2 separate regions of the Homo sapiens genome follow, and region 2 is linked to region 1. The links are chromatin loops, found by intact Hi-C in ENCODE. Cell type or tissue: endothelial cell of umbilical vein. All regions are shown on one strand. Each heading gives the region's core, and the rest is flanking DNA. Links, peaks and the distances in the headings are about the cores only.

What was found. Hi-C counts contacts between places; a loop is a spot of excess contacts. Peaks named below come from ENCODE experiments on the same cell type or tissue, not always from the same donor. Only the 100,000 strongest peaks of a DNase experiment are listed, where the experiment ranks them.
Region 2: a loop joins it to region 1, with 11 times the contacts of the local background. A loop is called at or near these places in 12 of 110 quality-filtered maps.

The regions. Positions count from the first base shown.
Region 1 is chr5:76,639,463-76,644,841 of GRCh38, reverse strand. It overlaps IQGAP2 (IQ motif containing GTPase activating protein 2), which reads right to left. Exons shown (of 36, transcript NM_006633.5): 17 at 3,739-3,909. Among named protein-coding and RNA genes, the nearest start is that of F2RL2, 19 kb to the right of the region's middle. In endothelial cell of umbilical vein, for the core only: a CTCF peak has its summit at 3,123; DNase peaks (open chromatin) are centred at 1,271, 2,021 and 3,131; H3K27ac peaks cover 2,755 bases.
Region 2 is chr5:76,771,709-76,777,087 of GRCh38, reverse strand. No RefSeq gene overlaps it. Among named protein-coding and RNA genes, the nearest start is that of F2RL1, 45 kb to the left of the region's middle. RefSeq lists an enhancer at 3,729-4,228. In endothelial cell of umbilical vein, for the core only: a CTCF peak has its summit at 2,332 (motif pointing right); a DNase peak (open chromatin) is centred at 2,347.

The DNA of each region.
Region 1 (5,379 bases), core at 159-5,158:
ATAGAAGCAGAATACTACATGCCTCATCTTTCATTTGCCAAAATTCTGTTTTTCTTTTTTTAGTCTGTAAGTTTTAGTTCCTTTGAGATGAGCTTTTCCTATTATGTCCTAACAACAGAACTCTTGTGCATAGCCATGACATTGTAATCTCTTCTCTAATTAGAGGCTGTTTATTATAAGCAAATATGGGTATACAGTTGATATAAAGAAACTTTGAAAATTACAGACAGATGGGATTTACAGGCCAGGTGTGGTGGCTTATGCCTATAATCCCAGCACTTTGGAAAGCCGAGGCAGGCAGATCACTCGAGGCCAAGAGTTCAAGACCAGCCTGGCCAACATGGTGAAATTCTGTCTCTATAAAAAATACCAAAATGAGCTGGGTGTGGTGGCGCATGCCAGTAATCCCAGCTACTTGGGAAGCTGAGGCATGAGAATCACTTGAACCCAGGAGGTGGAGGTTGCAGTGAGCTGGGATGGTGCCACTGCACTCCAGCCTGGGCGACAGAGCAAGACTCTGTCTCAAAAAAAAAAAAAAAAAAAAAAGGATTTACAAAAATGGCAGTCTCATTCTCCTGCCTGGTATGGGAACTTGTGGGAAAATTTATAATAGCCATCTTATTTGTTTTGTTTTCTAGTACCATAAATATATTTTCTGTGCAGAGTATCTGTATAAAAGAAGTCTGTCAAAACGCTTAGACCTCAGAGGTCATTGCTCTATTTTATAGACTTTAACTATTACTCTCTGGGAAATCTGGCTTGATACACTGGCTGCTATGCTTGATAACTGGACACTCAGTATAGAGATATTCAAATTACCAATGCCAACTTCTGATGCACAGAATACTTGTGTGATCTCGGTTAGCCAAGAAAGCCCTAAACATTTACCTCTTCTCCCTCTCCTCAAAGGTAAAAAAAATCCAGCCATCTATAAGAGCAGTCGGTTACATTAAAACAACTGAGGACCGACTCTCCCAGGCCATCCCCTTCCTCTTGGCCCACAGACTCTGCCACTGCTCCTGGCGAAGTGAAGTTCCTTCAGAGTAGCTTGTTTTTCTTCACCAGGATGCTTGTGGCACTCCCTGAGCTGAAGTTCAATAATTCATTAATTCTCAGGGCTAAGTTTTGGTGTTTGCCACTATTATGTCCTTTCCTAAAAAGTAGTATACTAGCTTTCTTCAGTTCATGAAAAAAACTTCCTCCTGTAGTTACCTACTCTAATCCTATTTCATTTTTTTCTGATGTTTTCCTGTGCCACACCAACAATATCAATATTGGATCCCCATTATCTGCCTTCTGAGTCATTATCTCTATCATCTTACCATTTCTAAAGTTTATCAAGCACTTGAGAAGCAAATACTAGGAAACATCTGTTATGTGAATTATTCCAGTCAGTCTTCACCACCCTGCAATAAAATGGGCATTATATTTTTCAGATGAGAAAGTGTGTTTTTAGTCATCTATTCTTTCTCTCATCTTTTGTGGATTTTTCTGAAGTTTTTTGTGTCTGCTCCAATTATGTTCAGTGTCTAATTTGCATTCTGCAGTTATAAATTCATTTACATTCTATAACATCATTATTTCTCTTCCTCTCCTTAGCTGTCAGCTGTCTTTTCATTTTATTATTCTATTGTCTTCTTATTTCATTAAGTCCATGTCTTATCAAATTCCTTGACAGTATAAAGCAGCTTCAGTATAAAATTTTCTCCTGTCTTCTGGAAGAGTAACTCTAGATATCTACTCCACTTATATTTTACAAGTTACATTCCTTTTTCTATTTCTGATATAAAATCTTTTTTGTTTATGAACAGATTTTTTTTTCTGGCTCACTCAGGCAATTTTATCGGGGACTTCTAACTGCTCAAAAATAATATGGCTATGTAGATTCTCCTTGACTTCCTCTATATTGACCTGGGCACCTCCCAGTTAACTCCATAAGCACTTGAGACAGAATGCTGGATGTTGATCATGCTGCACATTCTCTGTACCACTACTCATTTCCTTGGCAGACCACTGATGGCAGGGAGGGTGGTGTAGCCGGAGTATAGCTGGCCTCGGCCTAGGAGTTTTGCCTTTGTATTTCTCTCCAAATGTGTTAAGACTACTGTGTCTGGGGGGCAGTTCAGCCAGCTAGGAAGCTCACAGTGTTTTACGTAGGGGACCTTCTCAGATATCAGAACATTTTCCTACTTGAAGGTGAACCAGCCACTTTGGTGAGAAATGAGATTAGCATGACACCTTTTGGTTCACAGTCTCTTGGTTTTATGGGTCAGCAGGTTCCTATTAACTGTATTATTCACTTCTGGTCCACATCTGTAAAGTAGGCTTACCTTTAGGCCTCATGCCCTCTGTTTTGGAAAATTGTCAGAAGACTGAAAAAAAGGCGTGGTGAGGTGACTTCATGGTTTGATGGCTGCTTCGTCAATTCTTTTGCCTCTGCTGAGGTGGAGGAAAAAGGCTCCAAATGATCGTTCCTGTCCTTACCCCATTTCTCTCATCCTTCAGCCCTGGTTTCTAATATAGAGGGATTCTGTACTGGTGGGCTCTGTGGTATATCTTCCAACTGCAACACTGCTGTGTGACCTGAGACTGGAGAGTGTGGGGTCCCAATTTTATATTGGCTGACACGTGAAATTTGTGCAAAATTAGAGTCTCATCAGTGTAGATGACTATTTTTAGGCTTTTGTTCACTTCCTGTGTGTTTTGCCTACTATTTGTTTAAAGGAATACATTGTAAACTCATTGGCCCACCTAGAAAAATCCTTTGAGTGTCAGATTTATAGTAGAAATTTCTTTTATAAAATTAATTATTTCTGCTTTGCTAATAATATCTTAAGCTCCAAGCAAATTTAAATATGTAAGCACCTATCATGTGCAAGATACAAGAAGACAAATGTTTGTAAAATTCATTTTCTGCCTTGGACATTACAGTTAGGTGGGAAAAGCAGATGAGTTCACCAGTGACCACACAAAAAAGAAGGTCTTCAACAGAAAAATGTTCAATTTAGGAAACTTCAAAGTAAAAACCCATCAGCATCAGACTTTACCAGTTGTTAATAATACCCCTTTGAACTCACAATAAAAAGAACAAACTCACAGCCTTTCACAAACCAGTGTGGTGACTGGTAGGGGGCGCTATAGGAATACAGAAGAGAAACATCTAAACCTGGCAAATTCTCCTGCCAATCAGAAAGTTTAGACAAGTCATGCAAACTTAAGAACAATTTATAGCAAAAAAATTGGGAATGAAGGTTTCTCCTGAAGGCCTAAATGAAGAGTGACAGATTACAGAAGGTAGAAGACATTCTTAGAGAGGCTAAATCTGTTTATTTCATTAGTTCTCCTGTTCTTTCAGGCTAGAACAGCACAGAAACTAAGACGCCACTCAACATCTACTAACCACAAAAAAGCCAAATTGTAAAGTCCCCAAGTCAGGTATGATTTCAACTCTGATCCAAGGTATATCCCTTTGGGTCCAACTAGGTTGGCAGCAGGTGGATCTGTGCAAATCTGCGGTGCTCCTAAATGCTCTCTAGAAGACCATAGGTTAAGTCATTCATCATCAAAATGCTTCCTATTTTAAAGCCTTAGTGAAGTAGACTAGGGGCACTGATTATGTAAAAATATGCAGTCAGATTTGTTTATAGGAATGCTGGTAGTTGACTATTCTATTATCAAATAAAACATTTTCAGGTGATATGACAGTTTTGTGTAAACAGTGGCAGGTGATCCACATACCTGTATTTTGACCACATTCTCTTCTTGTTCATGCAAAAATGATTTTCTAGCTTCAAACTCTTCCCTAAGGATGGGTCCTGAGCTTGTGGCTTGAAAGCGAAGAAGCAACTCTTCTGAAGCAGACCATATATTCTCACGAATGTAACCTACTGTGACTTCCTCAATAATGTCCTGGCAAGAGATATTTCTTATGGTTACACTTCACACATCAGCTGAAAGGCACACATAGAATAGCTTCTGATATTTTATCTTTTAGAAAATAATATGGATGTCTCCTTTTGGCTTGGTTTAAAAACAAATTTAAGCAGAGCTGAGGGATGAAACTGGCTTAACTTCTTTCTAGCAATATGATTTTGGAATCTCTGAGCTTGGTGCTGAGGTGGCAAGAGAATGCAGCTCAATGATCTCAGGATTTGGAGGCAGAGATGTATGGATGATGCTGGCAAGGACCAGGCATGAGGCCTGAGCTCCACAGAATGTAAAGGGACAAGGATGCTTGCTGTAAAAACATGCATCACCTCCCGCTTCCCTCGGACTGCCAAGGAAAAGACTGCAATGGCCATAAGGTCCTCAGACTTCTTTCCCATTTCTTCCCCAGGCCAGAGTAGGCAGACCCCTGTAACGAGCTGTGGCCAAACTCAGAATGATGCTCTGGGGCAAAAGACAAAGGGGTGGGAGAGGCAAGATAAGTGCTATTAAGGATAGAGAGCAGAAATCTAGAAGAATGAGAAAAAAGGAAGAAGGGGGTTATAAGAAAGTTTCATGTGGGGTATGAACAGGGTTTACTTTTATGCCCGATGAGAGATGCAAAGAAAGACTGGACTGTCACTTCTACAGCTGATGACTCTTATCTAGTACAACTGGAATTAATGGTTGGTTAACTTAAAGAGCTAAAAGTGAAATCATACCAAAGATGCATACATATCTTTAAGAGAAGACATATATGTATGCATTCATTGAATAAAACAGGTAACTGGATTCCAGTTGTTTAGAATAAATACAATTTTTTATAACAGTGTTAGACCTTCCACTGGTTAATAATCTTAACAGACTGATGCTTGATATAACAAAAAGTTATACCTGGGGTATATCTTGGGATGCCACATGATCAATTTTTATTCTAAATTTTAAATCTTCGATGCTGCTGCTTTATAGTTTGATACATCTTTTCAACCATGGCATATAAATTTTTAGTATGTCTATAATTTCATTTTTTTCTTCAAAATTAGCACTAATAATCCATTGCTACAATGTCGTTTTCCTAAAAGTTGTACGACCTCTGAACAACTGAAATGAGTCAATAAACTGTGTTCTTCACTATCTTCTTGTCATTAAGTATTTTTGGTAGCATTGGTCAGACTCAGATCATGTTTTTTTCCTCTAAGTTTTAGTAAATACTGCATTGGTGATTCTGTCTGCAATACTGCCACACTGCGATATCTTTGATGCTGACTTTTAACGATTCTATAAGATATGTGTTCTTGTTTTTTCCCAAAATAGAACTTAATTATCATCAGTATTTCCTCTTTAAACATATTATGACGCGTGGATCCATTATCAGCAGGTTTCACATCCTTTGGGTCCAACTTTTGTTTTTGTTTTTAAATCCAAAGCAATGTTGGTGAATATTCCTTCAAGAGT
Region 2 (5,379 bases), core at 110-5,109, 130 kb before region 1:
CTCAGCCTCCCGAGTAGCTGGGATTACAGGCACGCGCCTCCACGCCCGGCTAATTTTTGTATTTTTAGTAGAGATGGGGTTTCACCATGATGGCAGGGCTGGTCTTGAACTCCTGACCTCAAGTGATCCGCCCACCTCGGCCTCCCAACGTGCTAGGATTATAGGCATGAGCCACTGCGCCTGGCCCTAATATCCTACTCTTATATTTATGTTTGTTCTAGAAACAATTTTGGGTGAAATTTTATGTTTACTAAAGATAGACAAAAATCACCCATAACCCGGCTACCCCATCTCAGGGGGTGTATAGCCATCACTGACCTTTGAATTTGTCGTGAAAGCCTGGAAAGATGTCAATGGTACCTAAAAGACATACGATGGAAGATTTTTTTTTTAACTTAGAAAGGCTCAACTTAAAGCTTATATTGGAAAAAGTAAATTATTCTTAATTCAGAGCACAAACCAGTCAAATCTGCCAATCATCAACAGATGGCATCTTTCACACATTGTACATGCCACAGTCTAAAACAAAATTTGCAAATTGACTATAAGAGTAAAAATTTGAGCCCACACACTGCTTTTTATTTTTTCACTCATTGTATATAAGATGAGTTTTAAGTATATTCTGGTTACTAGTTTAGGTCCAGTGGATACAGCAATGAACACAACCACTATCAAAGCTTTTATGTAAACTGATGTTTTGGGCAACACAGACAATAAAAAAGATAAGTGAAATTTTAGTGCATTAAATTGTATTAAGAGCGAAGAAGAGAAAACAACGCAGGTAAGTGGTAGATTAAATTTTAGCCTGTGGCCAGGAAGTGTCACTAAGATATCTTTGTGGCCGGACAAGGTGGCTCACACCTGTAATCCCAACATGTGGGGAGGTTGAGGCGGGAGGATCTCCTGTCCAGGATTTTGAAACCAGCCTGAGCAACATGGGCAGATTCCACCTGTACAAAAAATAAAAACATTAGCCAGGCATGGTGGCCGGTGCCTGCAGTCCCAGCTACTTCGGAGGCTGAGGTGGGAAGATCTGCTTGAGCCTAGGAGTTCAAGGCTGCAGTGAGCTGTGATCCTGCCACTGCCCTCCAGCCTGGGTGACAGAGTAAGACTCTGTCTCACAAAAAAAGAAGGAAAAAAAAAAAAGAAGTCTCTTGAAGAGAGGTAGGAAGGCAGTGAGGGAGCCAGCAATGCAGACTCTAATGAGAAGGGCATCTTGGGCCCAGGGAAGTGGGTGTGAAGAGGCCAGAGTATGCAGATGATTGAAAAGGTCAGTGTGGCTGGTGCTGGGAGAAGGAGGGATTGGAGGAGGAGATGAGGACAGAGAAGAGGGGTGGTGAAGATTAAACGTGGCCTTGTAGGTCATCGTAGGGCTTTGGCTTTCGCTCTGAATGAGAGTTAAAGCCATTTGACAGTTGGTTGCAGATATTATGACATTTTATCCCTAAAAACTTCAGCATGCATCTCTTAAAATAAGGACACTCTATGTAGATATTCATTAGTAGAAGTTTGCTTTTTAAAAATTATTATCATTGGCCGAGAGCTGTGGCTCATGCCTGTAATCCCAGCACTTTCGGAGGCCGAGGCGATTGGATCACTTGAGGTAAGGAGTTTGAGACCAGCCTGGCCAACATGGCGAAACCCTGTCTCTACTAAAAATACAAAAATTAGCCAGGTGTGGTGGTGTGGGCCTGTAATCCCAGCTACTTGGGAGGCTGAGACAAAATTGCTTGAACCCAGGAGGTGGAGGTTGCAGTGAGCTGAGATCGTGCCACTGCACTCCAGCCTGGGCAACAGGGCAAGACTCCATCTCAAAAAAACAAAACAAAACAAAATTATCATTATTTATTTAGAGATAGAGTCTCACTCTGATCCAGGCTGATATACAGTGGTACAATCATCACTCACTGCAGCCTCGGCCTCTAGGCTCTAGTAATCCTCCCACCTCAGCCTCCTACGTAGCTGGGACCAGACACCTGCCACCACACCTGGTTAATTTTTTTTTTAACTTTTTGTAGAGACGGTGCCTCACTGTGTTGTCTGTCTCGAACTTCTGCACTTAAGTGACCCTCCTGCCTCAGCTCCCATACAGGTGTCGGTCCCAGGCTTGAAAATTACTTAATATTCCCAAATCATCTAATATCCATCTTACGTTCAAATTTCCCAAATTGTTATGTAAATAATTTTGGAAATCATATCTATTGATTAAAGAACGTAAATAAATACACGTGCCTGACACTGCCTTCATGCAGTCTTTCCAAGTGCAGATTTCTTTTTTAACTTCACCCTGGAACGTAGCTCAGGAAGGTGATGCAGTTTGCCTAGTGGACAGTAGGGGGCGCCACAAGCCCGTTATGCTATTTGCCAGCATTGGTGACTTCCGTAGTGGAGGAGTGGGTGCCCAGGGTTCTGGGTAATTTTCACAGTGTCACACAAGACCTGTGATTTCAGGGTGCGCTCAGAACCCCACAATGTCACCATTTCTGTAAAGGAGGTCATAAAGACTTCAAAGCAGAATTGAATTTTATTCTGTTAAAAGCCAGCTCAAGCCATGCAGTACTTTTTGGGGTGATTTTCAAAACTGTGCTGTGAAATCAAATTAACAAAAAGCTATAATTCACTGAACTAACCACTTAAAGGAAATGACCGTAATCATTTCTCAAAAGCAAACTGAGAAATGCTTGGGAAATTTGTTTTCTTTAAAATTTTACTTTTTACTTTTTTTTTTTTTTTTTTTTTTTTTTTTTTTGAGACGGAGTCTCGCTCTGTCGCCCAGGCTGGAGTGCAGTGGCGCGATCTCAGCTAACTGCAAGCTCCGCCTCCCGGGTTCACGCCATTCTCCTGCCTCAGCCTCCCAAGTAGCTGGGACTACAGGCGCCCACCACCACGCCCGGCTAATTTTTTGTATTTTTAGTAGAGACGGGGTTTCACCGTGTTAGCCAGGATGGTCTCAGTCTCCTGACCTCGTGATCCACCCGCCTCGGCCTCCCAAAGTGCTGGGATTACAGGCGTGAACACCGCGCCCAGCTTAGGCATTACCTTTCTTTCTTTTTCTTTTTTTTTTTGAGATGGAGTTTAGCTCTTGTTGCCCAGGCTGGTATGCAATGGCGTGATCTCGGCTCACCGCAACTTCCGCCTCCCGGGTTCAAGCAACTCTCCTGCCTCAGCATCCCGAGTAGCTGGGATTACAGGCATGCGCCACCACGCCCTGCTGATTTTGTATTTTTAGTAGAGACGGGGTTTCTCCATTTTGGTAGGGCTGGTCTCAAACTCCCAACCTCAGGTGATCCGCCCGCCTCAGCTTCCCAAAGTGCTGCGATTACAGGTGTGAGCCACTGCGCCAGGCGGCATTACCTTTCTTAATGAAAGAAACATGCTTTTGCCACCACATTCTTCCAGATTGGTTTTTTGTTTTTGTTTTTTCAGTTCCTTACTTGCTTTATATATTGCCTGGAATCCAGTATATTTCTTCTTGCAAGTAAGTATTCCTGCAGCCCACAGACATTCGTTTGTGTTTTTCTTTCTTTCTTTTTTTTTTTTTTTTTTTTTTGAGACGGAGTTTTTCTCTTGTTGCCCAGGCTGGAGAGGCTGGAGTGCAGTGGCGCAATTTCGGCTCACTGCAACCTCTGCCTCCCGGGTTCAAGCGATTCTCCTGCCTCAGCCTCCTGAGTAGCTGGAATTACAGGCGCCCGCCACCATGCCCAGCTAATTTTTTGTATTTTTAGTAGAGATGGGGTTTCACCATGTTGGCTAGGCTGGTCTTGAACTCCTGATCTCAGGTGATCCATCCGCCTCGGCCTCCCAAAGTGCTGGGATTACACACATGAGCCACCACACCCGGCCCTCGTTTGTGTTTTTCATTCCTTTTTTTTTTTTTTTTTTTTTTTTTTTTTGAGATTGAGTCTCATTCTGTCGCCCAGGCTGGAGTGCAGTGGCACGATCTTGGGTCACTGCAACCTCTGCCTCCCAGGTTCAAGCACTCCTCCTGCCTCAGCCTCCCCAGTAGCTGGGACTACAAACACACACCACCATGCCCAGCTAATTTTTGTATTTTTGGAAGAGACAGGGTTTCACTATGTTGGCCAGGCTGGTCTCGAACTGCACCTCATGATCTGCCCGCCTCGGCCTCCCAAAGTGCTGGGTTTACAGGCGTGAGCCACGCAACTGGCCTGTTTGTTTTTTTGAGATGGGGTCTCTGTTGTCCAGGCTGGACTTGGCTCACTGCAGCCCCAACTTCCCGAGTTCATGTGATCCTCCCACTTCAGCCTCCCTAGCAGCTGGCACTACAGGTGTGCGCCACCAACCTGGCTAATTTTTTTGTATTTTTGGTAGAGATGGGGTTTCACCATGTTGCCCAGTCTTGTCTCGAACTCCTGGGCTCAAGCGATCTGCCTGCCTTAGTCTCCCAAAGTGCTGGGATTATAGGCGTGAGCCACCAAGCCCGGCCTGACATCTGACATTTGTTATAATTTGTATAGCTCTCAACCTGGCTTGTTTCTTCATTGCCTCATATTTTTCTTTCTCAATTTCCTCCCCCACTCCACTCCCCGCTCCTTTTTTTTTTATTGAAGTGCATCCTCAAGGAACTTCATTAAGAAAGAGTATGTAGTAAGTAAACGTGCTGAATCCTGGCAGTTTGAAAATGTCATTATCTGCCTTTACTTTTGATACCTGGTTTAGATGATAAGGAATTCTAGGTCCTAAAAAATTATCCACAGCATTTTGAAAATCTCGGTGTTTAGCATCCTATTTTCAGTCCCTTTCTCTGTTTTCCTCTCCTCTCATGCAGACTCCAGTCCACACCCTGTCTGGGCGGAGAAGTCTCACTCCTCCAGAGTCTGCTCCCACACATAACCCCCTACTCCACTCCCTCTGTCTACAATTCATGTTCTCTTTTCATCTCCCAGAAATGTGTTGAAATCTCTCAACTGCTGATGCCCAAATCATGCCTCATCATCTTTGTGACTATGGATTTATACTCTTTTAAATTCTTTATCGCTTCATTAGTATCTTAAGAAGAATGACAAACCTACATGCTAAGTTTACCTTCTTGAATTGGAATCTGTTTTATATAAATATAGGTTGTTGGGGTTTTTTTTTGCCTTTTTATTTGTTTTCATAAATACAAGTACTGTGTTTAACTCTGTTTTGCTAAATACACACAAACTATTGCTACCATGTTTACATAGCAGTTTTGCAAAGTTAACTAGGTTCTTTGAATATTTGGAGTTACAGTACTGACATATTAACTGGTGGTTAAAGGTGAAAAAGAGGAATATAAAGGGGCTATACTTACTGTAAGTTAGAGGCTACAGCCCAAATTATTTTTGAGAGCAAGCATTTATTAATCCACAGCTTCCTGGAGCTGTACTCTGTATA